2 separate regions of the Homo sapiens genome follow, and region 2 is linked to region 1. Evidence: read pairs that join two places in POLR2A ChIA-PET (ENCODE). Cell type or tissue: GM12878. All regions are shown on one strand. Each heading gives the region's core, and the rest is flanking DNA. Links, peaks and the distances in the headings are about the cores only.

The links. ChIA-PET counts read pairs that join two places held together with the same protein. Peaks named below come from ENCODE experiments on the same cell type or tissue, not always from the same donor. Only the 100,000 strongest peaks of a DNase experiment are listed, where the experiment ranks them.
Region 2: POLR2A ChIA-PET joins it to region 1 with 7 read pairs; 2 of 35 experiments call an interaction of 5 or more read pairs at or near these places.

Annotation. Positions count from the first base shown.
Region 1 is chr18:63,300,833-63,311,726 of GRCh38, reverse strand. All of the region lies in intron 2 of BCL2 (BCL2 apoptosis regulator), which reads left to right. Among named protein-coding and RNA genes, the nearest start is that of BCL2, 13 kb to the left of the region's middle. RefSeq lists an enhancer at 1-149. In GM12878, for the core only: no CTCF peak of the experiment used is centred there; no DNase peak of the experiment used is centred there; H3K4me3 peaks cover 628 bases; H3K27ac peaks cover 1,397 bases.
Region 2 is chr18:63,046,787-63,057,680 of GRCh38, reverse strand. No RefSeq gene overlaps it. Among named protein-coding and RNA genes, the nearest start is that of BCL2, 270 kb to the left of the region's middle. In GM12878, for the core only: no CTCF peak of the experiment used is centred there; a DNase peak (open chromatin) is centred at 6,518.

The sequences.
Region 1 (10,894 bases), core at 3,255-5,754:
ATCGCGTTTGGGCCACATGCGTCAATGGGGAAATTTGTGTTTCCATTCTGCTTCTTGTTTTGCCTTCACAACTTCAGGGATAGAAGCGTATTCCATTTTTAGTTAATAATCAGCTCTCTGGGGCTTCCATGTAATGAGTCAGAAACTGATGACTGACTCCACTCTGCTCATTATCATGTCTCCCAAAAACAACCCGAGAACCCACTGTGTCAAGTGAAGCTTTAATTTTTCAGGGGAGGTTTTCTCCATTGAGACCAATACATCTTTTCTTGTGACAGATCCAGTTACCATATTTCCTTATTTTTAACTGTCGAAAAGACAGTTAAGCTGCAACAGAGTATGGTGAGTTTACCAATTTTAATACTTGAAGCACCAAACAAAGGATCAGTGTTGCAGGCTGTCTCTTCTTGACTTTTTCCAGCTCTCCTTAGCAGATAACCAGGATGATATTTTTTCTGCTTTACAACATGATGAATGCTATATCTCTATATTAACTCTGAAATTGAATTGCAGCCAAATATTCCTCTCAGCTGCATTAGAATTTTCTAAAAGAACATGAGACACATAAACTTAGTCTTCTTAGTTCAATGCTATATCTCAGATATATTGATATCTGATTTACAATTAAAATAGGAATAAAATTAAGTACAAATTATATCATCAGCTTTAAATATTGATTTATCTTCTTGAAAAAAAAAAAGCGAGTCCATAAAGGATGGCAGCATTGGCATTTCTGGATGTAAAATTTCAGGGCTATCTCCTAGCCATATCCTTTATGGATTCCTGCCAGCATCTTTAAAAACACACACACTGAAGACACACAGAGAGGTTTTGAGGTATTTTATAACAAAATTATAAGAACAGGGAGACAAAGCCACTTACTAAACATTAAAGTGATAGTATAAGAAGAAAATGATTTGAAGAAGTCCTAATTGAGGGAAATGAGCAATTGTCCACAAAACTTAACCCTGGGTTCCCAGGAACCGGGGTAGTGATGGTCATGGAGAGGGGTTTTAGAATCTGGTTATTTAGGAAAACATGCACACTAACTTGTTTCATTGAAAAAAACATTTATTGAGGCCCTACACCATGCAAAGCTCTATGCTAGGTGTTTTAGTTAAGCGAAAAAATGTCTAAGATAACTTTTGCCTTCAAGGAACTTACCAATCAGTAGGAGACCAAGACAAGGATACAAATCACTGTAATCCTGGACAATGTGTAGTAGACAGAGAGGCCCAACCCAGCTACAGTGGTATCTGAAGAGTTTCATGCCGGAGATAATGTTGAGACAAGTTTTAGAGAACAGGCAGGCGATACGGGGAGAGGGTCTTTCAGGTAGTGGAAACTGGAGGCGTCAAAGCAGGCATGAATGCGGGAGGTGTGTTTGGGGAATTGTGGAGAGTCTGATTTGACTGGGGCATGGAGAACTCTCCTGAGATAAATCCATAGTTTTGAGAACTTACCACTGCATACTAAGTTGTGAAACTTGTATAGACAGCCCTCCCTATCTTTGGGTTCCACATCCATGGATTCAACCAACTTTGGATCAAAAATATATGGGGTAGGGCAGGCACAGTGGCTTAGGCCTGTAATCCCAGCACTGTGGGAGCTCAAGGTGGGTGGATCACTTGAAGTCAGGAGTTCAAGTCCAGCCTGGCCAACATGGTGAAACCCTTTCTCTACTAAAAATAGAAAAATTAGCCAGGTGTGGTGGTGGGCGCCTGTAATCCCAGCTACTCGGGAGGCTGAGGCAGGAGAATTGCTTGAACCCAGGAGGCGGAGGTTGCAGTGAGCCGAGATCGTGTCACTGCACTCCAGCCTAGGGGACAGAGCGAGACTCTGTCTCAAAAAATAAATAAATAAACAAACAAATAAATAAAATAAAGTATATAGGAGGATGTGCATATGCAAGTACTACTCATTTAATATCAGGGACTTGAGCATCTTCAGATTTTGGTATCCACTGGGGGTTCCTAGAGCCAATCCCCTGAGGTTACTGAAGGATGGCTGCGTTTAACTGTACCAGGGATGTTGAAAGGATGTTGCAAAGGTTCTCAGACAAGGCAGGATGTGTGCGTGGGAGGAAGATTGACAGTGACTGAGCCTGGACGGGGGAGACCAGGTATGAGGTCTGAAGCACCTGGAACAGAAAGGACAGGACAGATGTGGGCACACTGCACGTGTAGAATCAAAGGACTGACAGCAGGTCGAATGTGAGGAATGAGGGAGGGAAAGAATCAGGACTCAAGTGCCATCCTGGCTGCCTCAAAAAATGATACTGTCTTCCAGAGGGAAAGGAAAGATAACAACAGTTACTGCTTTGTGGCGTACATGTGATGAATTTCATTTTGGACATTCCAGTAGGATATCCAAGTGGAAATGCCCAGTAAGCCTTAGACATAAGGATCTGGATCTCAAGAGAAAAATTGAGGTTGAACCATAATATGTCTTTCCCCTCGAATCATGTAGGTTTCTCTTTTGCCTTCTTTCATTGCCCTAAGTGGTCCTAAATGCTACTGCTGATGCTGTCTTAGTTTGCGACTGTTGTTTGCACCCCACCTTTTCCCAAAGGTAATCTGTAGACTTGCATGGATTGGGTTAAGGTGGTTAACCTGCAGCTTTGCTGTTCAAAGCTTGGCTTCCCACTACCAGTTTGCCAACTTAATGAGTACTTCAACTTGAGTCAAATTAGTATTGTTCCAAATATCCTAATAGTATCCTCTATGTGTGACTCTAGGTCTTACAAAATCAAGGTGTCCTTTCTCATTGAGACTTCCTTATTAATAAAATATTTCTTCTATTAAATTCAACCTGGCACCAAGCATAGTAGGTAATAGGCACACACAATGACTGTTTATTGAATGAATGAATAAAATGATTATGTTAGGGCATTCTGAGCAATTCATCCTAAGCAGCTAATTTTCTCCTACTTCTTTTATTATAGTGTGTGTTTGTGTGTGTGTGTGTGTGTGTCTGAAATGTCCCATCCTACAGGTTCATTAATATTTAATAGAAATGAAAGAAGAAAAATACCTATTAAGTGTTTTGATTTCATCCTTTTCATTGAATTGAAAAAGTATATCATTTATTCCTGAAGAGAAATCTAGATTTTGCTCTATATTAAACATTTGACATTTATTGGTCCTTAATGCTAATATAGATACCAGCCTGCTGGTTGTCACATTCTATCTGTTTATACGAAGGTTGTAGACACACAGTGTATGTACATATGCCTAGTTGCTCTCATTCCTTTTGTTTCACATCTCAAGCCTAACCCAGACTGAAAAGGTTTTGAAGGCTGAGATTATTCATCACCCCATCATTATAGAAAGCAGGGCTGGCCCAAGGTTCTCACAGTGGGAGCAAGGTGGATTTTAACTCTGATCAGTGTTGTAGCTCAAATATAAAAAGAACTGCAGCACAAAAGTCACAAGGATAAATGATCCCCTCGTTCTTCTCCCATAAAAATAAGCAGCCAATTGAAGGTGGAAGTCAGTACAGTGCGGCATTCCCAGAGGCGACAGAACCTAAGATTCCATTTCTAAAGACACTGCTCAACAAGAAGACCACCTGGGATGTCTTACATAAAACCATTGGCCTGGCAGCTTTTGGCTGAGTTCTCTATTCTGGTTCAAGCCAGCATCACAGCCTATCTGTGGTTTTAACAACTGATGGAATTTGTATTTTGAGAACCCTCATCCGTTAGCATGAAGCAAACTCAAAGCATTGTTGCTCATCAGTTGTCATCTGTTTGAGAAAGATTTTGATTTGTTTACTTGTAGTGAAGCTTGACCATACTTCTCCAGGGGCTTTTTAAAAAGATGAATGTGTCAGCTTGTAGATTTGTCCCCATGAATGAAACCACAAGCAAATTCTCTTCTCTCTTCCAGCCTCCCTTCCTCCCTCTTGTTTCTTCAGTGGCCATCTGTGCATTATGTTCCCATTGCCAGGCCCTCTTCAAGCAGCTTATCTATGAGTGAATTCAGAAACTTCAAATTATAAAGGACACCCAGATAATTGGCCTGTTCTCCAAAGTATCTGTCCCCTGTGCTGCTGCCAGATTCCTTCTTAATGAATACATCCAGTGACAGTGGGATTCTTGAGCTTGTCCGTATCTGTGAGAAAATGAGCTCTCCTGCTTTGTAACAGCTTGTGGCTCAGGGAAAAAAATGACAGCCATTGCACAAGTTTCCTTTGAATGTAGTTTTCTTTCCCATAAATGATACTTTGAGAATACAGTTAAGGGGTTATTAGTTTTCTATTTCATGCTTGGCCTGTGTGTGAGAATAACACAAGCTGTCACTGCAAATCAGTAGCTAAAAATGCTTTGTCTGGTTAATGTGAACATTTAATATTTGGCTCAATTAAAAATTAACCGATGAAAGTACATGTCATTGGAATTTGAAAATACCTTTTGTACGGAATACTTAAAGGGCATCACCCATGACTAAACCAGTGCTTTTAAAATATGGAGAATATGGGGAAATTTAATATGAGTTGGGATACTTGACTCTTTTTTAAAACCTCTCTACCTGTTTGGCACAACAGGGTATTGATAAAGAGTGGGCTCATTGTTATGGCAAAGGATTCACTTGCATCTCTGTGTTTTTAAGTGGGTAATTGTTTTTTTGCACTCAGTCACATGATTAAAGCAGACAGAACAAGAGATCAGTTATTCATTTATACCATACTTTTAAAAAAATATTGAGCCAGGCCCTGGGGAAGTGGGAAGTGAGAGCCAGAGCGGCGTGGCTGATAGTCTAGGGCAGTGCTATCCAATCTTTTGGCTTCCCTGGGCCACATTGGAAGAAGAAGAATTGTCTTGGGCCACACGTAAAATACGCTAACACGAATGATAGCTGATGAGCTAAAAAAAAAAAAAAAGCACAAAAAAACCTCATAATATTTTAAGAAAGTTTACAAATGTGTGTTGGGCTGTATTCAAAGCCTGCCATGGATTGGACAAGCTTGGTCTGGGGGAGTGAAGACCATTCAACATCAGCTGCAGGAGAGCATGTTTAAAGCTATGAGAAGAGATGCAGCAATAGTGGTGGCATTTATTGGAGTCAAGGAAGTCTTCCCAGGAAGGGGACTGAAGCCTGAAGGATGAGCAGGAATCAATGTAGTGAAGTGGGTGGGAGGAACCAAGTGTGGCCCCAGGCAGAACTTCAGGAACAAAGGCCAGAGGCAAGCGGCCACATGGTGGACTGCAGGAGCTGAGGAGTTCAGCCTGGCTGGAGTGGAGAGTGCAAGTGGGTGGGTCAGAAAGATGATGCTAGAGGTGGCCCACCCTGGAAGAGTTTGTTTCAGATACGTCACCCTGACTCCACTCCAGACCGTTAATGAGACGGGGGAGAAATCAGTGACCAGATAGAAGGCTCTTTCAGCAAACGGGCAAGAGATCAAGTGCCTGACCTAGAGGAATGGTAGTGGGAACGGCAAGAAATTGCTAGCTTTGCACAATGATTAGGACTAGAGTGGAGAGATTTTTTGGAAGAGGTAATGATTGACTGAATGCTTTAGAACATGGCTCAGTTCTTCCTCAGCTTTGCTGGTCTTTCTGTACAACTTGGAAAGAATGTGGTCATTGTTCTGGTTATATATAAATGCTTTTTTGTGTTTTTTGTTTGTTTGTTTATTTGTTTGTTTTTGGAGATAAGGTCTTGCTCTGTTGCCCAGGCTGGAGTGCAGTGGCACCATATCGGTTCACTGCTGCCTCGAACTCCGGGGCTCAAGTGATCCTCCCACCTCAGTCTCCTGAGTAGCTGGGACTACAGGTGCATGCCACCACACCTAGATAATGTCTGTCTTATCTTTTTTTGCGACAGGATCTCACTTTGTTGCCCAGGCTGGTCACAAACTCCTGGCTTCAAGCAATCCTCCTGCCTCCGCCTCCCAAAGTACTGGGATTACAGGCATGGGTCACCTCACCTGACCTTATACAAATATATATTTTTTCTTATTTCACTTTTAAAAAATTGTCTGGTTAAAAACTATTTTTGTTAGAATTCACCGTGTGATAAATCTTTATTAACTATCAGTTAATAAAAGTATATTTGAGGAAAGAATTCAATTATGAAAGGCAGTTTTCATAGAATTTTTTTCCGGGTGAAAAAAATGACAGTGGTTTCTTGCCTTTACGTAGGATTTTAAAGTTTCTAAAAAAAAATTCCATATCTGTTGGCCCATTTGATCTTCACAACAACCCTAAGCAAGGCAGATATTGTATTCCAACTTCTCCCTACTTTCCTCCCCACACACACTGTTAGTTATTTGTTTATGCCCATGTAAAGAAGAAAGTTCGCCCAACAAAGGTGTGTACGAGCCAATAAGCACAGGAAGAGCTGATATTCATTCCCTGGGTTGGGAATCCCGTAGATATTTCTTTATCCTGTGCTGCTTCTCTGGATATGTGTTCATAAAGACACAAGATTGCTTAGTAGAGACTGAAATATATTGCATTTTGAAAACTAGTATACTCTACTGCTTTCTGTGTCAAAAATGTTCAGGGAAATTGGAATGCAGTCTTTTGTTTCTGGTTACTTTCCCTTCTTCGATTCAGCCTTTGCAGCGTTTCTCATGCTTGCAGCAGAGGGGGATCTAGCTGCTTCCATTTGGTGCCTACCATCAGCTCAAGACCCTGTGAGGATGCGCTTATGAGCCAGGCGGGCTTGGACATGAGCTGAAGGGACAGTAGTAGGATTGACGTGCGAGGTCTCTAACACTTGAAGGCCCTGTAAAACAGCCCCTTTCAACAGGGGCCAATTGGAATTAGATGAACATGTGTGACTGTTTTTGCTTGTTGACACCTGACTAGCAACGGTGTTATGTTAGCATGCTGTTTGCTGCCTTTATTTCTTTGAATTCCTCAGAGTCCTTATTTATTATTTTCAAAGGTTGTAATTAGCTTTAATCGGAAGTGCCCGTAAGTGTAGTCCTGTAAATGTTGCTCTTCCATCTTTCTTTTTTCTTTTCCCAAGAAAATGCCGCATTGGACCATCAGGAAAAATAACTAATGGGTACTAGGCTTGATACGTGGGTGGATGAAATAATCTGTATAACAACATCCAACAAGTTTACCTATGTGACAAACCTGTACATGTGCCCCTGAACTTAAAAGTTTAAAAAATTTAAAAAGGATGTGAAACAAAAAAATTAAAAGAACAAACACTAATAAATATGAAGAAGTCCTTCAGAGTCTTTAAATTTGCTCATAGAGCATTGACTGAGACACTATCTCCTTTAGTAACTAAATAAAATTAAAAAAATAACACTGGGCTCCTCTTTTTAGGTGACCAAAAATATTTGGTACATGTTTTTTGAATGTTGAAAATGGTGGAGCCTTCATCAGTAGGGTTTCCGCAGTAGTAAAGGGCATGTTACTGCAAGTTCATTCAATCAACAAATATTTATAAATATTTGTTTACTGTAAAGAGCCTACTCTGGGCCAATCATTGTTCTAGGGGCTGGAGCTATAACAGAAAACATGACAGGTTAAGAACTCTCCCATCTCTTGTGAATCCCACATTGTGAGGAAGTCAGAAAAGTAAACAACTTAAAAATTAACAATATAACATAAGGGCCACAAAGTAATGAAAACAGGGCAATGCAGTGCAAGGGTGCTGATGGGACAATATTAACTTCTTCCTTGGTCTTTGAGATTTTTCAAGCAGTACTACAAGTTTACACAGAGGAGATTTAATGGGTTTTTCTTCATTAATAGTTGAAAACAGTGTTGTACCTTAAAAATAATAAATGTATTAGTATAATATAGCCCTTACATCAGTTTAAAATGAGTTACCATGAACAATATGAACTTAAAGAGACTTTTACTATTTTTGGCTAAAATGTTTAGCGCAATCTTTTCCTTACCTACTCATCCTTCTCATTTCCCCATTTCCATTTATGACAACATTGGTCATTGGCCTCAGTCACCGAAAGTCAGGAGGAAGGAAGGAAATGAATATTTATTGAACCCCAATATGTGCCAGACCCTGGATTTAACACTTTTAGGGATAGGAGATTATTTAACCTCAATAACCTCTCCCTGAGGGCAGGAAGTGGATTTATAGATGCGGAAACAGAGGTTCTGCAAAGTCAATTGACTTTGCCTGGTAAGAGGCAAAACCAGCATCCTTTATTTAGGCAATCCAAGTGATGTTCATGTCCTCTGGAACTTAAATTTTTAAAACAAAAATTTAAACAGAAACATATTACAAAAGAACAACTTTATGCATGTGACCTTTTGGGTTCTTTAGGAAGCCAGTTAGTCATCTTTATTTTAATAACTAGAAGGTGAAATCTTTCCTACAACATGTAATTTTAAGTTCTCTCATAGTTAAAAAATAAATGAAACAACTTTTTTTTTCTGTCTCCCTTTTGACTCCTAGAGTCTGTTTAAATAGCCTTTGAAAAATAAGTACTAATCACTGGTTCCTACCAAGACCAGACACCTGATTCAGAAGCTCTTACAGGGGTCAGAGTGTGCGTTGGAAAAACAAACCCACAGTGCCTTCCTGGTTCCAGAGAAATGATCTCACTGTCAAATTGTAACCTGCCTAATACCTTAATAAAAAGGTGGGGAAAGTCTGCGGTTTTACCTCTGGTATGATCCTTTTCCCTTCACTCTTTTTATTTTAGGCATGACCTTAGTGTTTTTTTTCTTCTAGAGTCCAGAGGTGGAATGACATGTCACTCAGGTTTACAAGATGAGGATGTATCTGTTTTTATATTCAGCTGTACATTTTATTCTACTTAAAAACAAACCCACCTTCAGCAACCAGGGCGTATCAAGGGAGAGTTATTTCCATCCCCCTCAGTTTAATTTGGATACATTTGGCCCAGAACAGCACAGTGTTTCCATAATAACATTTGAACAGGATGCCCTTGTGTTATTTGCAGGGCTAAGGGAGTTTCAGCATGGGCCAGGAAACTACTTTCTTAAAAGAAACTTAAACGCGAAATTCTGACAAGATAGGAAACTCTTACTGCATCCTTACTAAACCTCTTTTTCCCCCCTACTTTCTCATTTATTTATATATCTCTTGTGTTATGAAACATATATAGGTTGAATATTTAACTCACTCTGAATTCATGTGCAGAATAAGTCACTCTTCAGAAGGACAAAAATAATGTTTTAAGTGGTTTGTTTAATAAAGCACATATTAAAAAATTTCAATTCAACATCTTCCCTGGGCACAACATGTTATGACTTTTTAGAGTAGAGCTTCGTGGTATTTCATAAGGAAGCCAAAAAGGAAGGGAAATTATTATTCGGGCAGAGGGACAATAGTGACCTTTCATTAAGCAAGACAGAGTTCACCATCAGGCTCCCCAAACCCCAGGCTCTGTGTTAGTTGAACTGAACAAGCCACCAACTATTTCCTCTCTCTCTTTCTCTCTTTCTCTCTCTTTTTTTTTTTTTTGAGAAGGAGTTTTGCTCTTGTTGCCCAGGCTGGAGTGCAGTGGTGCAGTCCCGGCTCACTGCAACCTCAGCCTCCCGAGTAGCTGGGATTACAGGCGCCTGCCAGCACGCCTAGCTCATTTTTTTGTATTTTTTTTAGTAGAGACTGGTTTTCATCATGTTGGCCAGGCTGGTCTCGAACTCCTGACCTCAGATGATCCACCTGCCTCGGCCTCCCTCCCAAAGTGCTGGGATTACAGGCGTGAGCCACCACACCTGGCCTCCTCTCTTTTATAGACCAGACTACTTTAAAAATATTCGTCCAATATTACCTAAAATATTTCATTTATAAGACATAACCCAACATTGTAATATTTAAAAGACTGCATTATGTAGTTTTTACATATCCTTAAGATCCTAATGAATTCAGATAATCAGTATTTTTGTTCTTTTAACAGCTTTACATGTGACCTCTTAGTTCTAGAGTTTGATCTCAGGAGAAGGGAAGAGTAGATTTGGATTCTGTGCCGTGGACAGGCGCACTGGTTTCCCGTGTGAAAAGGACAAAGCCCCGCCCCTTCTGGAGCTCAGTTCTCTTTGGGATTATTCATAATGTTCTCCAAGAAGCTCGGAGTGCCTGTTTGTCGCCAGTACTGTAATTTGTGAGTAAAAGATCTTTATGATTGCAAAATACATTAGCGCCTTCGGAGATCATTGTTTCTTGATGACGGTGTGAATCACAACTAGGAACTAGGAAGTCATTTCAGCCCCTTCTGTGCAGAGGGATGTCATGAAGTACATATGCTAAAGTTCATACCCATTGCTCATAAGAGCTCAGCCAACCTTCTCAACCAGTTCATGTAAAAATATATCTGTATAAATATGCATACGTATGTATGTATGTGGTGTGTGTGTGAGTTAAGATATACATAAAATTTACGTTTTCCACCAATTTTAAATGTATAGTTCAGTGGCTTTCAGCACATTTACTTTGTTACATAAACCATTATTATGTAAGCCATTACTGACATCTGTTTCCAGAACTTGTTCATCATTCCAAATGGAAACTCTACCCATTAAACTATAACTCCCTGTTTCTTTTTCTCCCCAGTCCTAGGTAGCCACTATTCTATTTTCTGTCTCTATAAATTTGACTCTTCGAGGAAGAATTTGATTCTTCCCATAAGTGGAATCAGACAATATTTGTCCTTTTGTGTCTAGCTTGTTTTATCTAACATATTTTCAGAGTTCACCCATGTCATGGCATGCATCAGAATTTCATTCCTTTTTAAGGCTGAATAATATTCCATACCATTTGCTTTTTTAAAAGTCCATTTTCTCAAAAAATTGGTTGTCATTTCCACTCCCCACCCAGCCAATAGAAACAGCAAATATATTAAATTAGAATTGACCTGACAGAGGAGGTAATGGAGGCCTGTAAATTATTCAAAGAATTATTTTAGAGTCTGACAGCAAGGAAGAAGACAAAAA
Region 2 (10,894 bases), core at 5,491-7,990, 260 kb after region 1:
CTTTCCTGGGTACAGGCTGAGGGAGGTTGAAGGTGGACCTCTGGGGGCCGTGGGAGCCAGGAGGCTGCTTGGAAAGAAGGAAGGTGGCAGGTTAAGATGCTGTGGGGTGGGCGGGCACCTTGAGTTAATTTCCTAACCTTGGTCCCCTTTTGCGTGGATCCATTGTGCTCTTGGTTGTTTTTTCTTTGTTTGTTTTTGTTTTTTTGTTTGATTGTTTGACAGGCTCTCACTCTGCCACCCAGGCTGGAGTGCAATGGCACGATATCGGCTCACTGCAACCTCAAACTCCCAGGCTCAAGTGATTCTCATGCCTCAGCCTCCCAAGTAGCTGGGATTACAGGCCCGAGTCACCGTGTCTGGCTAATTTTGAAATTTTTTTGTAGAGATGGGTTTTTCCATGACGGCCACACTGATCTTGAACTCCTGGGCTCAAGCAATCCTCCAGCCTGGGCCTCCCAAAGTGCTGGGATTACAGGTGTGAGCCACCAACCCTGACCTGGACTCCAGGTTCTAAGAGCCCTCACCCCAGCTCCCCACCCCCGGGACTTAGCCATTTTAACCATGCCTTTGATGATCTTAGGGCAGGATGGGAAGGGAAGGATGAGGATGGGAAGAGGGCAGCATGCTGGGGAGGGAGGGACATCAGCGGAAGGAGAGGGGGAGGAGTAGGTGACAATGTTCAGGATGTTTCCCTTTAAGGAGCCCGTATATTTTCTCACAGTGTAATACAGACACAGCGCCAGCCCTAGGTGTAATTTAAAAATTTCTAGTAGCCATGTTTTAAAAAGGAAAAGAAACGGAGAAATTAATTTTAAGATTTTTGTTAATCCAATATATCAAAAAATATCATTTTAACACATAATCAATATTAAAATATAATGTGATGTTTTCCATTCCTTTTGTTGTACACGTCTTAGAAATCTGGTGTGCACAGAGCTTCTGTATTGGGACTAATCACATTCCAAGTGGTTAATAACTACATAAGGACAGAAGTTACCATATTGCACAACCCAGGTGGAGACAAAATGAACCTGTCAAGTTGGGGCTGGGTGGCTGGAGTTTTCATCTATATACTAAGAAGGATTGGGGGAGGTGGGAAGGGGAAAGAAGGTTTTTTTAAAAAAAGATCTTTGAAATGATTAGAATCCTTTTCTTATTGAAATTTCAGACTTAAAAAAACATCTTTCAGGAAGAGGAACAATTTGTCTGAATAAATCTGAGTGCGTGTATCTTATGATTTTGAATTTAATCAGTGCCTTATTGTGGTCAACCATATTTTATAGCTGTATAGTTGACCATATATAGTTGACCAACTATACAGACGACCATATATTGAGGTCAACTATACAGATGGGCAGCCCTTTCCAGACTTCCAGCATCTCTTTCTAAATACAGTTCTGTCCAACTTGATACTTCTACGCACACAGCGTCTTATCCCCCCTCTTCATTTTGGGGGTGGAACATGACTAATAAGAAAATGGACTGAACATTCAATCAATAAAAATAGTTACAAAAGTATTCTCAAGTTGCATAAATAGGGACAGGGTCTTTTTTTTTTTTTTTTTTTTTTTTTTTTTTTTTTTTTTTTGAGACGGAGTCTCCCTCTGTTGCCCAGGCTGGAGCGCAGTGGGGCGATCTCAGCTCACTGCAAGCTCCGCCTCCTGGGTTCACGCCATTCCCCTGCCTCAGCCTTCCGAGTAGCTGGGACTACAGGCACCTGCCACCATGCCCATCTAATTTTTTTGTATTTTCAGTAGAGACGGGCTTTCACCATGTTAGCCAGGATGGTCTCGATCTCCTAACCTCGTGATCTGCCCGCCTCGGCCTCCCAAAGTGCTGGGATTACAGGCGTGAATGTTGCATAAATAAAGCTGCTTTTAAGTGAACTATATTTTCAGCTTCTGGCAGCAGCAACTTCCACAAATGTTCTTTGGGGAAATACCCGCAATAAATATTCAAGTTGAAAAGAGTTTTGTGAACTCAAGACAGTACTTGAATTCACAGAAGATTGACCTTATTTAAAATCTGTTTTCAGCTACCAATTCTGTGTTCAAGGTAATGAACTCTCCTCCTAATCGAACCTGAAATTCACCTTTCAATTATGCATCAAATTGCAAAACCAAAGGACAGGCAGATAAATGTGAAATGAGCAGTTATGTTGTAAGTAAGACATGCTTTGTTCCATCATTTGTGGGCACAAGAACTCATGTTCGTTGCAAATCTTCCTGGCAGTGTCTGAGAACATACCAAACTGAAAGCATCTCAGGATTGTGCCTAGGGAGAGAGAGAAGAAAAGAGGGAGGAAGGGCTGGAGGGAGGGGGAGAGAGAGAGGAAGAAAGAGAAGAGAGAGAGAGAAAGAAAGAGGGGAGAAGAGAGACAGAGAAGAGAGAAAGAAAGAGAAGAGGGAGAAAGAGAGAGAGAAGGGAGTTCTTCTCTTACAGCAACTCCCCTTCCTTTTTTGCATTACATGAGAAAATGGTCTTTCATGTGGCAGAATGAAGAAAAGGCCTGTGTTTATTTTCTCTATCTTTGACTCTGAGGGAAGCTGAGCTGAGTGGTGGTAAATAACTATATAACTGAAATTGCCTTGCTTTGTGTTACCTTAGGAGTGGCTTGTTTTGTAGAGGCTTCAGATTTATGGAGACAGATTACACTCCACTATGTAAATCACTTTGTAAAAGTAAAATCGTAATTCCTTTGGGCCTCTAGGGTACAATTCGATGCACTAAAACAATAATTTACTATTAAGTGGGACCCTTGGGGTGGCTTTTTCTTAGAGAATCGTCTTCTCGTTGGGAGACTGATTCATTAGGCTACAAAAGGAAGCCTCCCTCTTTCTTGTCTACTGTGTCACGCTGTGCTTATACGTCCAAAAGCAGAAAGTTCAGGCTCCAGTTGAGAAGGTGGAAGGTCAGTTCTTGTGTGTCTGACACAGGGAAGGTATCATCGATTCTCAGGAATGACGAGGTGACACCACGTGGGGGACATGCATGTCTTAGCCTAGGATCCAGCAGGACTGGCGCCCTTCAACCATCCCGGCTTCACTGGCGTTTGAGGAAAGGCCTTCAGACCTTTCCTTAAACTGCCAGGACATGGCACTCAGGTCTGCCATGATGTTGGGAAAGTGAAACATAGTTTCTCTCAGACATTTAACTTGCATTTGTGTTTGATTTAGAGCGTGGGGGTATTGTATTTTAAATATTCTCATATTTTTGATTCGCAGAAATAATAACCAATCAATTGCTCAATCCTCAACTGCTAAAATGAAATGCAGTTTGGAGAGATAATAGTTAAATATTTCTAAAACTGTGCCCTGAAATTAAGAAGACCCATTTAAGAATTAGTAGCTTCAGGTTATTGAAAATGTAATTACTTTCAGCCTTTGTAATTTTGTTCCTCTTTTGTGGATGAAGACGAGAGTTCCGCAAACAATACCATTCAGTGGAATTTAATATTCAAGAGAGGATTTGGGTGGTTCAAGATGAAATTAAATCACATGCTTGAGGAGGCTGCATTATGAGCGGCCTCCAAGCTACATTCTTGGATTTTCTAGTTGCTGGTTTCCTTCTAAGCATGGTGCTCCTCCTCCTCTCCATTGGTAGCCAGTGGTTTCATTGCCACTCTGATGACCAGCTCCCTAACAGCTCCATAATCCTTCTTCCACACCTACGCTTTTCTATTTCATTATTAAGTGAACAGGATTTAGACAACTTTTCTCTCATGTCTCTTTTTCTCTTCTCACGGCTCTACTGGTTTACTCTGGAATTTAATTTCTTCTTTGCTAGCAGTTTCTCAATATGTGATTCAAAGAATAAGGGACAAGAAAAGAGGACCCCTCAGTATAACACACGCCTATTCTGCGTGAGAGCAGCGTTCACGTTCTTGTTTAATAGGCCTGGGAAATGCTTCCTAAAGCAACAGTGGAGTGGAGAGTTGGTAGGAACTGTTAATTGTCTTGTGTTGCTTTAGAAAATTGCTTGATTACAGTGGAGACATTTCAAAGGAGAAAAAGCTCCAGTATATGATGGCAAAACCATGTGTAAATCAACTCTGAGTTGTAAATTTGCCAAAATATTCTTTTACCTGGACACCCGGTCCCATCCTAACCCCTTTGTTCTTCAAAAATGAGAATATGCTGGATAGACTATTTATAGCCTGCTTTCTGACAGCTTAATGCATATTAGGATTTTTTCTGTATAATTAAATGCTTTATAATACTTTTTATGATTACATATTATTTCATCTTATGACAGTTGATCATTTATTTAACCATGGCAGTGTTTCCAGTTTTTTCCTATTTATTTCAACAAAACCATGACGTATGTACTTATGTCTATCTCTATTCCCATGCTTCCTGGCTGTCTAATTTCCTTCTCCATATTGTGGGTTGAAGCCCTTCCCTGGCCAGGGGTGTTGCTTGAATGAACCAACAGTATGGTTTATCTCACCAACAAACAACTTAGGCGTAGGAGTGATCCCAGGAATCCCCAAGCATCAAAGTCACTTATTTTACAGATGCAGTCAAGGCCTAGAGAAGCCAGGAAATTTACGAAAATTCTCCTAGCGAATGAGTTCAAAGCATAGACTGAAACCCAGGATTCCTGGATCTCCATTCCATGCTCTTTCCATCATACTAGGTCACTTCCCAAAGTGCCTGAAAAATAAAACCTTCAGAGCCACGCAAAAGCAAAAGAGCCATCTATCTATCATCTATCTATCTATCTATCTATCTATCTATCTATCTATCTATCTATCTATCTGTCTAGACAAACACATATATACATATAACTGTAACTTAGAGCAAAATGTAATTTATAATTACATTGTTAGTTACTTAAAAAAAAACCCTCACTACAATATTATACAGATCTCCCTACAATAAGCTAGCATGAAATAATCCTAGGCTTATTAATCATGTCCCTGAAAAGTTTCCAGATGAGATAGAGACAGGAAAGCACCTGTCAGCCCCCAAAACCCTACGTCTCCAAGTGCTGAGTGCACACACACAGCCGTCCGGTGTTAAGTGCTATGGAGACACCTGAAGCCTAGGCATCAAAGCATTCACCTGCCTTTCCTCCCACCTCCCATCAATTCTTGGAAGACACTAAAACAAAACTTGTCCAAAACCAGTAAAGCGATCAAAGGGCCAAATCTCAATGGCTTTTCCCAAGTGTCGACCAGAGTCTTGACCATCGCTGCCCCAGGCTCATGGGCTGTAACAACCACAGAAATATGCTTTGAAACCTAACATGACAACCTCATATAATTGAAAAGCTGCCAGTGTTGAGGAGGTACAGATATTTAAAAGTCAGAAAGTTGCCAGCCACCCTCAGAAGGTCTTCATAATCAAGACACCTCAGTGTCTAAAGAGCAAGCTCCTCATGCCTGTAGTTCTTTGTGGGAATCTGTAGCCTCTTCCACTTGGTCATGAAACAGCCACAGTTCTGTGCTGGAGGATTTTCCAGATAATCCCAGAAGTGGGCTTACATTTCCTCAGTTCAAGTGGTATAACCAGCACCAACAGGACTCCAGCAGGATGAACACGCCTGATGACATCACTTTGTTGGTGTCAGCAGAGACTTGAGCTCAAATTGAGTGGTGTTGCTGCATCAGGAAAATAAACCAGTACTTACCGACTTGGAGAAGACAGATCTGTGAAAGTCTGAATCGCTTTTAGATCTTTGCAAACAGTTATTGCAAGCCTGGTATTTTTCAGATACCTAATAATATAGTAGTATTTTACATAATTGCCTTCCCTAACATTCGTAGAAAACTATAAATAGTCCTCTTAATGTGCACAGAAGTACTTATATTCCAGATGTTCCCATGGTGAAGGGACTTGAGCTATAATTTCCACCTATTTCAGAAGCACTGAGACAACCAAAACTTGACAAGCTCATTCTTTTCTTTTCCCTCCTACATATTCCCAGCCCCCATCCTCCAAGCCAGTGCTCGAGATAAGGCCGTCTCCCTTCCCAGTGGGGCTCAAGTGCATCTGCGGTGATTCCTGGCCTTTCTACTCCCTCTGAAACAAACTTCAAGAAAAACCCATCTTGGAAAAATGCTCTAGCCTTTGCTCGAGGAGAGGTGTATTTTGTGTGTCATATGTTGCTTGTTTCTGTTTTCTTTTTTTTTTTTAATTTTTATTTTTGCAGATGGAGTTTTGCTCTGCAGCCCAGGCTGGAGTGCATTGGCACAATCTTGGCTCACTGCAACCTCTGCTTCCTGGGTTCAAACAATTCACCTGCTTCAGCCTCCCAAGTAGCTGGGATTACAGGTGCATACCACCATGCCCAGCTAATTTTTGTGTTTTAGTAGAGATGGGGTTTCATCATGTTGACCAGGCTGGTCTTGAACTCCCGACCTCAAGTTATCCACCTGCCTCAGTCTCCCAAAGTGCTGGGATTACAGGCATGAGCCACCACGCTCGGCCCCTTGTTTCTGTTTTTAAAGGCTACTGGAGGTGGAGTGAGTGAAGGCTTCCTGCTGTTACTTGATTGAGGTTTCCTTTTCTTGACTACTGTGTTTTCACGCCTGCTTATAAAACTACTGACGTGTGAATCTAGCAAAAAGTTTTTCCTCCACAATGTGAATTAGAATATTGACTAATAATTATTTTGAATTTTTTTAGGTTGGATTAAAATTTGCACTACTATTCCAGAAAACTCATTGTCTACTAGAATCAGAACCATATTTTAGGCTGGGTGCAGTGGCTCACACCAGTAATCCCAGCACTTTAAGACGTTGAAGTGGGAGGATTGCTTGAGCCTAGGAGTTCAAGACCAGCAGGGGCAATATGACAAGACCTCATCTCTACAAAAAAAAAAAAAAAAAATTAGCCAGGGTGGCGGCGCATGCCTGTGGTCCCAGCTACTCAGGAAGCTGAGGTGGGGAGGATAGCTTGAGCCCAGGAGGTCGAGGCTGCAGTGAGCTATGATTGCACCACTGCACTCCAGCCTGGGCAACAGAGCAAGACCCTGTCTCAAAAAGAAAAAAAGAATATTTTAATCATGTTGGTCCTAACTTGCATTCTAAGTTTCATATTTAAAGGCACCATGCACCTGACTCTTCCCAACATTGAGCATGTGGTTGGAGAGGGTGCAGGTCTGGGGTAGGGGTGAAGGGAAGGGTCTGGAAGCCTCTGGTCCTCATTCATAAACCCTATAGAATAGAAAGGAGGGTTGCTTTGCTAACCTTCTGGGTGGTGGTAGGAACTCTTTCAGGCAAGAGGAACATCAGTATCAGGCAAGACTCCCAGGGAAGTTGGGGATCTGGGAGTATATTTTTGTTAATCCAACTCTTTGTACCTCTCCTCAAAAGTCTGTGGGCCTCCACAGGCGTAGGCACTCTAGAGTTGGGTTAATGCAAACAGATTTCCAGATCTGCAACTTCCTTGAGAATTTTGACAGATACTGACCTGCTGAGAACGGACCAGGTCTCCTTTGCCAACCTCCCATTCACAACTGCTCTTCTCCCTCCTTACAAAAGAAAAGTGCACCTCTTGTGGGTGCCCCAGAACATAAAGACTAGAGCATCAAGCCAAGGGCAATTTGACATATTGGTGTTTAATCAAAACATCATAAACTTGCAGTCACACATATTTCTGTTAAAGGAAAACATAGCTTCAGAGATGGAGTTTTTTAATCCAACTTAGATGCTCAGACTGTTTTAAACTGTTGTTTCTCCTCTTCTATCTCCTAAGTATTGACAGAGAACTTGCCACCAGAGAGAAAGCAAGCAAGGAGAGAAACTCACATGCAGTGGGTGGCAAGTCTGTAAGCTTTATCCCACAGCACTCTTTGAAGTGAGATACTGTCTCAGAGACACATCTTAACACATTCACTTGAATTGAGGAATGAGGGCGGATTGTTTCTAACAGAAAGCCTCAGTAATTTCACTGATTGGTTAGACAATGAGGATTGACTTTATCAATTTGTTCATAGGATGACAGACATTTTCCATAAATTAAATGAACTAAATTAGCAGCTCCAATGTCTCAAATAAAATAGATGTAAAGCCCTTGATAAGGTAAAAGCATTTTATCAAAAATAGTCTATTGGCAAAGGCATATTGAAATTAACAGTATTTAGATTTCCCTAACACTTTCTGGTAACAGTGGGTGAAACAAAATGCCTAAATGTAAGAATAAATAGATATAATTAATCATCATTTTTGGTTATTTTTCCCAAAGTTGGAAAATTAAATGACTCCAATGATTGAATAACAAATCTTTTGAATCTTTTGTAAATCAGATGGTTTCCTTTTTTAGGGAGAGTGTATTGGCTTTTATTATAATTAAAGGAGAAGCTAATTGAGTTGTCACCTGATAGAATACTAAAAACAATTTTTGATGATGGATTTTTTTCTTTTTTTTTTTTTTGAGACGGAGTCTCGCCCTGTTACCCAGCTTGGAGTGCAGTGGCGCGATCTCAGCTCACTGCAAGCTCCGCCTCTTGGGTTCACGCCATTCTCCTGCCCCAGCCTCCCGAGTAGCTGGGACTACAGGCACCCACCACCACACCTGGCTAATTTTTTGTATTTTTAGTAGAGATGGGGTTTCACCATGTTAGCCATGATGGTCTCGATCTCCTGACCTCGTGATCTGCCTGCGTCAGCCTCCCAAAGTACTGGGATTACAGGCGTGAGCCACGGCGCCCGGCCGATGATGGATTTTTTTTAATTTTTGATGAGGGATTATTAGGTGATTTTTGGAATATCCCTTGGAAAGAGTTCAAAGAGTTGGATGTCACTGTTGTAACAAAGTGCCTGCCATTTATTTATAGAACAAAATTTTTTTAGAGCTTACATGTGTAAAAATGAAAACTAGGAATAGAATTGAAGCTGAACCTTGTCTTACTCCAGCAATAAGTAATATTCACCTATAGATAAATCCATATCTAGAGAGACATTTTCAACAGCAGTTTACTTTTATATATAATAATTATATGTCAACATTTGAAATATATTTATGTTGTTTTGATGAATTGTAAACTAATAACAATTATAGCAATAAATCAGTCCAGATAAAAATTAATGCCTAGTACCCTATGGCTACTGAAAGTTTAAAAAGCTTGAAATTCCAATTTATGGGCATATTTCTGTGGCAAAGAATCAGGACTGAGTGATTGATTAATGCCTTGAAGCATAAAGATATTGCAACGGGATAAAATTCCATGGGAGAAGTACAATGGAAATGTGGGTTCAAGAAGAGAAAGAAATTATAAACAGTTCTGAAAGTTAAGCAACAGAGGTCCACATCCTTTTTAAGTCAATGTTGATGGTTTTCAACGCTCATGGTATTTAGACTCCGTTATTTATATGTAAAAGAGTACTCCAACAGTTCTTTAAATCCAATTTTTACAACATAAAGTATGTCTTTTGTGACTATATTAACATATGATGAAAAAATTAAATGTCAGCCAAAACATGTGTGCAAGAGAAATCTAGTTTTGTTTCAATTATTATATAAGCTACAGGAGAAGGGTCTGAAGTCCATTCTTCAGGTAACTTGGGTTTCTTGATATAAGACAGAACAGTTTTTCATTCTCTTTCACCTGTGCTTCTGTGAACAGGCAACCAGCCTCCAATGCCCGGTGTGGCTAAATGTTCCCTTTGCTGTCACCTGAGTGTTTTTAAGCTTCAGCAACATATGAACAGTTTTAAATTTATTTTTTATTTTTGGATACAGGGTCTCGCTCTGTTGCCCAGGCTGGAGTGCTGTGGTGCCATCATGGCTCATGGTAGCTTTGAACTCCTCAGCTCAAGCAATCCTCCTGCCTCAGCCTCCTGAGTAGCTGGGACTACGGATGCATGCCACCACACCTGGCTAATTTTTAAAATTTTTTTAGAGATGGAGTCTTACTATGTTACCCAGGCTGCTCTTGAACTCCTGGGCTCAAGCAACCCTCCCGCCTCAGCCTCCAAAAGTCTGGAACTCCAGGTGTGAGCCACCACGCCTGGCCTGGACCCCTTTTCAGGGGAAAATATGTTGTGGACCCCCTTTATTGCCTTAAATTTTTTTCTATAGTAATGCTGCTTACAAATACAAAACTCCATATTTAATCCTTTATACTCATAGCTCTTATGCATTGATTTATAAAAACAAATTTACAAGTCAAAAACAAATCACAGGCTGGGCATGGTGGCTCACGCCTGTAATCCCAACACTTTGGGAGGCTGAGATGAGCCGATCACCTGAGGTCAGGAGTTCAACACCAGCATGGCCAACATGGTGAAACCCTCTCTGTACTAAAAATACAAAAATTAGCAGGGCATGGTGGTGGGCGCCTGTAATCCCAGCTACTCAGGAGGCTAAGGCAGGAGAATCTCTTGAACCTGGGAGGCAGAGGTTGCAGTGAGCCAAGATCATGCCACTGCACTGCAGCCTGGGCGACAGAGCAAGACTTCGTCTCAAAAAACAAACAAACAAACAAAACAAATCACAAAGCCAACAAAATTAAAATGTTACCTCACAGGACTGTTGATCTTGTTTGTTGAAGCTAAATTGCTGCTCTCTATGAAACAGCACTCATTGCTGTGGCAGCAGTTTTGTTGTTTTGTTTAATTTTGACATCCCTGTATTCTTGGGGGGCATCTAATGGCTCAGTGATTTCCTTGCCTCTTCTCTAACTAGTTGAAATCTTTGTGTTCAGTTGGCACAAGGTGGTGTCACAGTTTCGTCTGCCAAGATCTCTCCTTTTCAGACCCCACTCTTCTGGCAGTAGACCAGGACAATTATATGTTCCTTGGTGACAAAAAGATTGTAAATACAAATGCAGGTACCTCACTCCTGGGCAGGGATTTAGTTTTGGAGTGGTCACCAAATGATGCTGCATTCACTTCTATTAAGATCTTTAAAAATTAGCATCAAAAAATATGTATTGTACGGAACTC